2 separate regions of the Mus musculus genome follow, and region 1 is linked to region 2. Evidence: chromatin loops called from intact Hi-C (ENCODE). Cell type or tissue: left cerebral cortex. All regions are shown on one strand. Links, peaks and the distances in the headings refer to the core of each region. The heading gives the core; the rest is flanking DNA. Region 1 holds the start of Tia1 (cytotoxic granule-associated RNA binding protein 1). Region 2 holds the start of Pcbp1 (poly(rC) binding protein 1).

Evidence for each region. Peaks named below come from ENCODE experiments on the same cell type or tissue, not always from the same donor. Only the 100,000 strongest peaks of a DNase experiment are listed, where the experiment ranks them.
Region 1: a loop joins it to region 2, with 11 times the contacts of the local background. A loop is called at or near these places in 1 of 42 quality-filtered maps.

The regions. Positions count from the first base shown.
Region 1 is chr6:86,401,357-86,406,727 of GRCm38, reverse strand. Tia1 (cytotoxic granule-associated RNA binding protein 1) reads right to left here and starts at 2,509. Exons shown (of 13, transcript NM_011585.4): 1 at 2,206-2,509. The coding sequence starts at 2,231. n-TGccc4 (a tRNA gene) reads right to left here and starts at 2,835; the gene lies at 2,765-2,835. In left cerebral cortex, for the core only: a CTCF peak has its summit at 2,761; DNase peaks (open chromatin) are centred at 1,547, 2,503, 2,820 and 3,477; H3K4me3 peaks cover 3,296 bases; H3K27ac peaks cover 2,343 bases.
Region 2 is chr6:86,524,592-86,529,962 of GRCm38, reverse strand. Pcbp1 (poly(rC) binding protein 1) reads left to right here and starts at 3,774. Exons shown (of 1, transcript NM_011865.4): 1 at 3,774-5,371. The coding sequence starts at 4,048. The coding sequence ends at 5,118. It overlaps 1600020E01Rik (RIKEN cDNA 1600020E01 gene), which reads right to left and starts at 2,633. Exons shown (of 5, transcript NR_037960.1): 1 at 2,530-2,633; 2 at 1,989-2,072. It overlaps Gm38676 (a long non-coding RNA gene), which reads right to left and starts at 1,199. Exons shown (of 2, transcript XR_869219.1): 1 at 557-1,199. In left cerebral cortex, for the core only: a CTCF peak has its summit at 2,668; DNase peaks (open chromatin) are centred at 3,307, 3,685, 4,007, 4,542 and 1 more place; H3K4me3 peaks cover 3,177 bases; H3K27ac peaks cover 3,587 bases.

The sequences.
Region 1 (5,371 bases), core at 255-5,254, 120 kb after region 2:
TTTCCTGGTCTCAATATAGTGCTATTTAAATGCCTGCTTTGGAAATGATAACATGTCCTTACTGCATATTTCCATGTACATACTAAAATGGTAATGTTATCATCCATATATTTCTGCAAATTTTTAAAATAAAAAAAATATAAGATTTTCATAGTGTGGTTGGAGATGGCTCAGCAGTTAATAGCACCTGTTCTTGAAGAGGGCCTTGGTTTGGTGCCCAGCACCCACATGGCTCACAAACACCTGACTCCAGTTCCAGGAGATCCAATGTCTTCTGACTTCTGAAGGCAGATATACACATGCAGGCAAAATACCCTTACAACAGGAATGAAGCTTTAAAAAGTGTTCAAGTATCTTATAAAGACACCAAAAAGCATAGCAGCATGAATTCTAAAATGCTAAGATGAAAAAGGGAAAATTTCCAATAAATATGTATTTAATAGGTTTTAGGGAGTATTTACCTATAGATATAATCTTTCCAAAAAAAAAAAAAAATGGCCATGCCCTAAGTATTGCATCCTTACTAAAAAGCTACTTCCAGGTCCCATAAACTAACAAGATATTTAATATATCAAGAAGAGTGTAAATGTGGTTTGGTGGGACAAGTCTGTAATCCCAGCACTTGGGAAACAGAGGAAAGAGAACCTTCACAAGTTTGCAAGCCTGCCTACTATACAAAGGAAGATCCAGGCCAGCCAGGATGGGGAGGGAGGGAGAAGAAACAAAAATGCAAACTGGGTAGGCAATATCTGAATCCTAGCACCTGGGACTCAGACAGAACTAACAGTTCTGAGCCAGTATAGGTATAGTTCAAGGATAACCTGGGTTATATAAAAGACCCTGTTTCCAAAAAAAAAAAAAAAAAAAAAGTAAGTATATTTCACATAATACATTAAAAATAGCAACTTGAAATTTAAATTGGGGCAAAGTGTATGGCACAGACTTTAATCACAGTGTTCAGAAGGCAGAGGCAGACAAATCTCTGAATTTTAGGCCAACCTGGTCTGTAATAGTGAGTCTGGGACAGCCAGAGATACACCCTGTCTCAATAAAACAAAACAAACAAAAGAAAAAAGAAATTGAAAATGGGCGAGGGGAAAAAGAATAACGTATCTGTACTTCAGAACAATTTTAATAACTAGAAAATGTCAAAAAGAACCCTAAATGTACATAGCTCTAAAAGTACCAGGATTCTAGAAATAAAAAGCTATGGCAGGAACTAGGTGCAGAGTTAAGGCCCGTAACATGATACATGTTCATCCTACTTCATTTATATGAACTATATGCACGATACATCAAGTTGCAATCTTCAAATATACCGGGAGAAAAAAACAACAACCAAAACCCACAATTTCTTGAGCTTTTCTTTTTTGCCCTGTGAAACCCAACAAAGGCACAACCGCCTCAACCCGTGCGTTGAAAAACAAAGAATGCAAGGGGAAGTTACATGACAAAGACAATATCCTAGACTCGAGTTACAAAATATTCACTAAAGATGCTTACACCTGACTGACCACAGTTACTCCATTAATAAAAATGTCAACCACTAGTCGCAAATGGTGGTAAATATGTTTTAATGAAACCCACTTTCCCTCGGTAGATGCATCCCTCCGAGTGAGATTTCCATTTTTTAAGAACGGTTTCAACATCCTTGGGTGTCCAGTTAGGTTTTTTGGTCGAGGGTCAGGGGAGTACTACAGAGGGAAAGCCGAAGACCTTCGAGAAAGATGTCTGGCTTTTTTTTTTTTTTTCTTTCCAGTTCTCAACTGCAAGTATAAAGTTTTTAACCTCAGCCTTCAAGAATTAAAAATGAAAAAAATCCTACCAAAAGAAAAGAGAAAGGACGTTCCAGATGGAAATCTGGAAAAGATTCATCGAAAAGAGGGGGCGGGGAAAAAAAGGACGCAAGCATGGGACTCCAGGAGGACGTGCCGAGTCCTGAGGAGAGCTTTGAATGAAAAGTCCTTCCTCCAGGTCTGGGGGCCGCGGGTGCAGCCAGCCGAGGGGTGACAGGGGCCGAGCCCCTCTCCCGCCATCGTCCTCTCGGCCCGGCTCGGCTCTAAGCATCCTGGCGTGCGCACGGGAGGGAGGAACCACCACAGCGCGGCGTCCACGGAGAACAATAGGCTGCAGAGAGGCGCAGGGCCGCGGCCTCCCTACGGGGCGACCACCATCCCGCCTCCCTCAACGCTGCTCCAGACTCACAGAGTCTTGGGCATCTCGTCCTCCATGGCTGCTGCGGTCGCGGCGGCACCTCAGGGTCCAGCTCCCTGCCCTTCGCTACCTCCCAAATCCTTGAGGCGGGCTATGGCTGCGGAAGAGCCGGCCTCCTCGCTTGACCGGAGGCTACTTCGCTTTCTTCTTTGGCAGCGATTACACAAAAAAAGGCCCGGCCTACCGCGAACAATGAAACCCCGATCCAAGATGGCGGCGAGCCGGACGCCTAGGAGCCGGCAGCCGAGTGACCCGTGCCGCGCATGCGCACAGCCAGCTAGCATGCTCACCCTCCTGGCAGCCGGGTTTAGGCTTCAAGGACGGGGTTCACTTGGTGCGCAGCCGCGCTGCCACCAGGCAAGGGATGGCTCAGAGTGCGCAGACGCAATGCCAGTAGTTTAGGATTTCTGTAGTTTCAGAGCGGAGTGTTTCATTTGTGAATTATATAGTGAAATTAAAAATCCTTGGGGAGGTTAAAGAAATAAAATAGCAGGTGTTTTTCTAGCAGGAAAATTTTCTTTTTGCACACTATTTAAAGAGAGAAAAGACATGCGCCGCCCGGGAATCGAACCCGGGTCGCAAGAATGGGAATCTTGCATGATACCACTACACCAGCGGCGCTGTTGAGGATTTGGGCGTCCGAAAACTCATAGGAGATACGTTAGTATCTCTGCCTATTGGATTCTTGATTTATGTAAATGAAAATTAGAACGAATTGATACTTGCACTTTTTCCGTTGCTTTATGAAACGATTCATTCTTTCTCATACCAATGCTGTTGAGTGGCTGTTTGAGAAAAATCTCGACTTTCATTTTTGCTTATTATTTAGAAGTAAGAGTTGTGGTAAGAAAATAAGGTCTACTTGACAATAAGCAATACTTTGCGAGCAGGAATCATATTTATGTCTGGATTTCTTTTGTATACCCAATGTAATCGAAAAGCTGGTAATAACAGAGTTACTGTTGCAAATTGGTGAGAAGAATCTCAACAGTCAGCCCTTGCTTAGGGTTCAGAGTTATGGCTCTGGAATGTGGTTCCGGTACTTTTTTTTATCCTTTCTTATTACACTATACATATTATGTAAAGCATTTATTAAAGACGTGAAAGTTTTTGTATCCAATGTCGTTCTTTTACATCAGTGGTCCTCAAGATTCCTAATGTTGCGACCTTTTAATACAGTTCCTGGCATTGTAGTGACCCCAACCATAACAGTACTTTTGTTGCTACTTCATAACTGTAATTTTGTTACTGATATGAATTGTAATGTAAATACTTTCAGCGATAGAGGGGTGGTAAAGGGGTCGCGACCCACAGGTTGAGAACCAATTGCGTACTCTGCCATATTTGGGATTCCCTCTCTCTTTCCTTCTTCCTCCCTCCTTTCCTTCCTTCTTTTCTTTCAACTTTTCTGTTTTTCAAGACAGGGGGTCTCTGTGCAGAACTGGCTGTCCTGGAATTAGCTCTGTAGACTAAACTAGCTTCAAACTCAAAAGATCCTCTTGCCTCTGCCTCCCTAATGCTGGGATTAAAAGCATGAGCCACCACCACCCCACATTTGGGAGTTCTACTTCTATAATTATCTCTAGAGTACGTCATATTTTCAGATTATATAGAGTCTATATTATAGACAGAAAACAAATATTGTCCACACTTCAGAACGCAGAAGTAGGTAGGAAGTTCAGGAGTTCAAAGCCAACCAATGCTATTTAGAAGCAAGCGCCTCTCTTCAAACAAACAAACAAAGAAACAAACAATAATTTTAAAGAAGAGTATGGCAAATATTTAAGTGTTTAAAGTATTTTGAACACTCTGGGGGTGGGTGGAAATCTATTTAAAATGGCTTTTAGTTTATCAGCATAGGTGTTCAACAATAACAAGCTTTACCCATTTCCAGCCCAGTGATCGTTCTGACTCTATGGTTTTGCTTTCTGAGTATTTCATACAAACAGAATCATACACTGTGTGTCTTCTTGAAACATACCTCTTCTCTTTTTGGTGACAGGGTTTCCAAAAAGTAGTTCTGGCTGTCCTGGAACTCACTTTATAGACCAGGCTGTCCTTGAACTCACAGAGATCTGCCTGCCTCTGTTTCCAAAGTGCTGGGATTAAAGGTATATACCACTGTTTGGCAACTTAAAACAAACAAACAAACAAACACCTACTTCTAGGGTGAAATTTTCAGTGCAGATATTCTTATACGTTGGTATATATTTGAGACACCTTGATGTGTAGATGAGGCTTTCCTCAAGAGTCCAATCTTCCTGACTTAGCCTCCTAAATGTTGGGATTGCATGTATGATCCACCATCACACCAGGCCAAAGCGAGTTCCTTTTTTTTCTTTCTTTCTTTATTTCCTTCTCTTTTCTTTAATTTTTTTTTCTGTAGGATAGATTCCTAAACATAGAATTATTGAATTATATTTTTGTATAAAGTCATAGTAGGCAAAAATCTTGTCCTTTGTGGGGACTCACACATATAATTCCAGCATCCCTGGACTGAGGTGAGAGGATTATTTTGAATTCATAGCCAGCCTGGGCTATAGTGTAAGATCTTACCTCAAAAATAAAGACGCACATAAATAAATTATAGAAAACACAAAGCAACAAAGGTGAAAATGTGGCCATCATTCACATCCCCTAAGAGTGGTTCAAAGTCAGATCCTAAGCTGCCCTCCTCTGCTCTGCTCCCTCCATTTTGTCTTATATTGAGGTATTATTAATTTTATTTTGCTTTTGCTAATATAAGAGATGAAAAGTGGTCTCTCTCTCTCTCTCTCTCTCTCTCTCTCTCTCTGTCTTCCTCACTCTCCTTCCCTCCCCCCTTTTGAAACAGGGGCTCACATGTAGCTTGGCTAGCCTGGGGCATGCTATCAGGATCTACCAGGCTAGCCTCAAAATCACAGAGATCCACCTGCCTCTATCTCTGCCACCAAAGTGCTGGGGTTTGTAACGCAGGCATGTGCATCATTTCTGGCTGCATTTTCTTATGTATTTTTTTTTTCAGGATATAAACAACCTAAGAGTCCTAACTTTAGCTATAACAAAATTCAAATTTTGATGAAAATGATGTTTCAAATATTCCATAGCAGCTGTCATTTAGCTGACCTCTTCTGATGTTTGGGCATGTCCAGTGTTGGGGTGGTTAGGTTCTGGAAGG
Region 2 (5,371 bases), core at 296-5,295:
GAAGACAGCTACTGTGCACTCACATACATAAAATAAATAAGCCAAGGCTATACAGAGAAACCCTGTCTCAAAAGACAAAAACAAGAACAAAACAAAACAAGACAAAAACTTGGAAGGCAGAGACAGGCAGATTTCTGAGTTCGAGGCCAGCCTGGTCTACAAAGTGAGTTAGTTCCAGGACAGCCAGTGCTACACAGAGAAACCCTGTCTCAAAAACAAACAAACAGGGCTGGTGAGATGGCTCAGTGGGTAAGAGCACCCAACTGCTCTTCCGAAGGTCCAAAGTTCAAATCCCAGCAACCACCCGTAATGAGATCTGATGCCCTCTTCTGGTGCGTCTGAAGACAGCTACAGTGTACTTACATATAATAAATAAATAAATCTTAAAAAAAAAAAATCCAAAAAATAAAAAAGACAAAAATTTTAAAAATATATAAGAAAAAAGAAAAGTTTGACATGTGATCTAAATGTAATTTCAATCAAAAAGCTCTTCTCTCCGACACCCACACAGCCACAGCCACTCCAGTACATGTTTGTTGCGCTATCCACTACCTACATCGGAGTACAAGCTGAGCCTGGTCTATAGACTAAGTTCCAAGACAGCCCCAGGGCTGTTACACAGAGAAACTCTTTCTTGAAAAACAACAACAACAAAAAAACCCCCAAGTCTTCTTTTGCTTGCCATGTGTGGTGCTACACATCTTTATTCCCAGAACTTTGGAGAGGCAGAGACAGACAGATGAATCGCTCGGAGTTCAAAGCCAGCCTGGTCTGCAAAAGAAGTTCCAGGCTAGCCAGGGCTACATGGCGATACCCTGTCTTAAAACAAGACAACAAAAACCCAACCTAATTTTTAAATGTGAGCCTAATAAATAGCTATTTGCAGACTTCAGTACATGATTTTAGGAATTATGGGTAGAAATAGCTGACCTAATTGGGAGCTTGAGTCTATTCCTGAGAAGTACCCTCACCTTCTAGACCAGGTGAGTTTAATAAATTTAAACATACCTAACTATACACTCATTTCCATGAGTATTTAACAAATTTAAATGAAGGTTATAACCTCTCTGTAATTATAATTCCATACCACATGCATCTGTGCTGCTTTTACGAAAAAAGCTGATTTATGACCTACATTGAACTTAATTGAATACACTGAATAGTGAAGGCCGCATGGTTTGAGGAGTCACAAGTTATGATTTATCTAATATTCCTCCATGCTCTGTCAATATTTAAAGAGAAATAGATGATTGGAACCAGGTAAAGTAACTTATTTTATCTGCTTAAAGGACTGGGATGGAGAAACCAGAAATCCATCCACAAGCAACTGAGGAAAGCAAGTCTCTAGGGAACTGCTCGCTTGCTCCCTTGGAGCCAGGTGGAGGGAAATGGGCCTCAGATGAGGCCAGATGAACAGATACTGAACTTTTGGGCAAGCCTGAATCACATCCTCTTCCTGTCCTCATCCAGAGGCTTTGTAAAATAATATTTGAGCCTAAACAAATGTCACTAACACCAGGAATAAGTGAAGGCACGGAACATACAAACAGGTGCGGGGCGGGGGGGGGGGGGGGGGGGGGGGGGGTTCTGAGTGGCTCCTTTAGAAATGACAAGTTCACACAAGTCAGTTCTTTTCTTTCTCTTTTTTTTTTTGAAACAGGGTATCACTTTGTAGCCCCAGCTGGCCTCAAATTCTCAAAGATCTACCTGTTTCTGTTTCCCCAGTGATGGGATTAAAGGTGTTTCCTACCATGCCCTCAACATGCCAGTGGTGGCACATCCTGTCATTCCAGTGTTTGTGAAGTGAGACAGGAGGATCCAGAGCTCAGTGCCTCTGCACTGAAAAAAAAAAACCACACACACAAAACTGTGGCGTAGTGGTAGACAGCTTGGCTAAAAAGTTAGAGATCCTATGTCTGATAACCAGCTCAGCAAAATTAAATTCTAAAACTCTGATTCAAATAAAAAAATCTGCAAAAGGTGCTCACCAGTAGAGAAATCAGAAGATATAGGTTCCATCCTGTGTAACCTTGGGTCATTCACTTCATTCATCTCTCTGGGATTGTCTTGCTCTGTTGGGGAAAAGAAAGAGAAATAAATACCCACTTCATGGAATTTTCAATTAAAAAAAATATATATTGCATGGGATAAAATGTTTAGAATGGAATCTGCTGTGGCACACCCACACCCACAATCTGTTCCTCTTGACTGTAAAGGTGGAAAAGTGGACATAACTGTGAACTTTAGGATCACTGGACAGTTGAATAGTGAGACATTGCCATTCTATGGCTTATTAGGCATAACAATCTTAAATCAGTTACAGCACCACCTGTACAACATCTAGAAAAAAACTAGAAATTTTTTCTAGATGCTTGGGTACTTGGTTACATACTGTGCACACACGCGCGCACGCACACACACAGGCACACACCTGCCTGCCATTACTCAGTTTTTTAAAAATCCCGTGTCAGGCCTGCATTTTATTTATTCTCCTGCCCACCAAGGGAATTAACTTTCTTCCAAAAGCACCTCTTGCTGTTTCATCCTATGGGAAATTCTGAGACTGATGAAAGGCACATTCTAGAGCTTTCAGACCCGGCCCAATTTTTCGATGGCGACACGTGTCGCCATTTTGTTGGGAAACATGGCCGCCAGCCCTCCCCGCTCGGGGGTGGGGTGGCGGTGGGGTGAGGAACGCCACGCTGGTCCTTTCGGCCAAGTATTAAACAACACGTTCCTTCACACGACCTCCTCCAGGCTGACTATGGCGGCGGCACGAGGAGCCGGCAAAGAAAGCACAAGGCGCTCTCCAGCGTCTCGAGGGCCATTTCCCGGCGGGAGGCCTCGGTCAGGGCGACCTCCCAAGATGGCGGCGGCGCCCAGGCTTGGCCGCCTCCCGAAAGCGTGGTCCAGGCGGCGGGCGAGCCAGCGCGGACATGCGGGGGGCCATGCCGGCACGCCGTCAGTGCGCACCGCTCCTCTAAGGTCTCGGGAACTATCGTGGGACATAAAACACGAGGGCAGGAGGTAGCGCCTCCGAGGGCTTCCCTAACCGGAGCCGACCAAGTGCAAACAAAGCATTATGTAAGTGGACGCCATTCCAGCGGCCCCCGTTCCTAACGCCACTAGCCCGAGCGGCACTCGCCGGGGCGGGTGACTCTCGCTCGAGTCTCTCTGCGTCGCGGACGCAGCCGCCGGACGGAGGCCAAGGTGGGGGCTGGGACCAGGCGCCCGGACGCCGGGGACGAAGGGGCCCCACGTGCCCAGCAGAGCGCGTGCACAGCCGCCGGGCCGCGCCTCGCCTCGCCGCCCCTCCCCCCACGGAAGCCAACGCGGGCCGCTCGCGCCCCCCCTCGCTGCCGCGCATGCGCCCTGGTCCCCTCCCGCGCACGTTTTCGACCCGCGGCGGCCTAGCTCCCGCCTGCAGCGGCCTCCGCCGATGCCTGTATCGCTCCGCCATCGAATCCTTGGGCGGACCGGGAAACAATTATCTGTCCCCGGCACAAAACCAGTATATTTTCCCAGTCCCCTGCCGGAGCCGCTAGGGTTAACAAAACACGTGCTCCCTCTCAATCTCTGCCGGGTCCCCAGTTTTGCCCACGTTGTCCGTTTTCAACCCGACGGCGGTGCCACCGGGTTATTTTTCTCAAGGGTCGCGCGCGCTGGCGCAGTCTTGTGACCTAAAAAAGCCGGTCCTCTTTTTTTTCTCCTAGGGGTCCTGCGCGGAAAGCACTTCCGGGGTCAGAGGGTACGCGGGGTTGAAAGCGGGCTTCCCGCCCCGCCCAGACCGCCGAGGCTGCCGCCGGAGTCGCCACCGCCGCGCCCTCGCCCACCCGCCCGTCGACCGCTCCCGGTCCCGCTCGCCCCCGTCGCCGCCGCCGCCAGTCCTGCGACGCCGCCGCGGCCTCCCGCCCGCGCCCGCCCGCTCCTGCGGCCCCCCGCTCGCCTCGCGCCGGCAGTTCGGGCCTACTCCTCCCCTCCCCCGCCAGCCGCCCAGGACTTGACCACGTAACGAGCCCAACTCCCGAACGCCGCCCGCCGCTCGCCATGGACGCCGGTGTGACTGAAAGCGGACTCAACGTGACTCTCACCATTCGGCTGCTGATGCACGGAAAGGAAGTAGGCAGCATCATCGGGAAGAAAGGGGAGTCGGTGAAGAGGATCCGCGAGGAGAGCGGCGCGCGGATCAACATCTCGGAGGGGAACTGCCCGGAGAGGATCATCACGCTGACTGGGCCTACCAATGCCATCTTTAAGGCCTTCGCCATGATCATCGACAAGCTGGAGGAAGATATCAACAGCTCCATGACCAACAGTACGGCGGCCAGCAGGCCCCCGGTCACACTTCGGCTGGTCGTGCCCGCCACCCAGTGTGGCTCCCTGATCGGCAAGGGCGGCTGCAAGATCAAGGAGATCCGCGAGAGCACCGGGGCCCAGGTCCAGGTGGCGGGGGATATGCTGCCCAACTCGACCGAGCGGGCTATCACTATCGCCGGCGTGCCGCAGTCCGTCACCGAGTGTGTGAAGCAGATCTGCCTGGTCATGCTGGAGACGCTCTCCCAGTCTCCACAGGGGAGAGTCATGACCATCCCGTACCAGCCCATGCCGGCCAGCTCGCCAGTCATCTGCGCGGGCGGCCAAGATCGCTGCAGCGACGCGGCGGGCTACCCCCACGCCACCCACGACCTGGAGGGACCACCTCTAGACGCCTACTCGATTCAAGGACAACACACCATTTCTCCGCTGGATCTGGCCAAGCTGAACCAGGTGGCAAGACAACAGTCTCACTTTGCCATGATGCACGGCGGGACGGGATTCGCCGGAATTGACTCCAGCTCTCCAGAGGTGAAAGGCTATTGGGCAAGTTTGGATGCATCTACTCAAACCACCCATGAACTCACCATTCCAAATAACTTAATCGGCTGCATAATCGGGCGCCAAGGCGCCAACATCAATGAGATCCGCCAGATGTCCGGGGCCCAGATCAAAATTGCCAACCCGGTGGAAGGCTCTTCTGGAAGGCAGGTCACTATTACTGGCTCGGCTGCCAGTATTAGCCTGGCCCAGTATCTAATCAATGCCAGGCTTTCCTCTGAGAAGGGGATGGGGTGCAGCTAGAACAGCGTAGGTTCGCTCGTAACCCCCTTCCTGCTGTTTCCCATGATCCAACTGTGTAATTTCTGGTCGGTAATTCCAGGTTTTAAATAATTTGTAAGTGTTCAGTTTCTACACTTTATCATCCGCTAAGAATTTAAAGAAAAATCACATTCTCTGTTCAGCCGTTAATGCTGGGATCCATATTTAGTTTTATAAGCTTTTCCCTGTTTTTAGTTTCGTTTGGGTTTTTTTGGCTCATGGATTTTATTTTCTG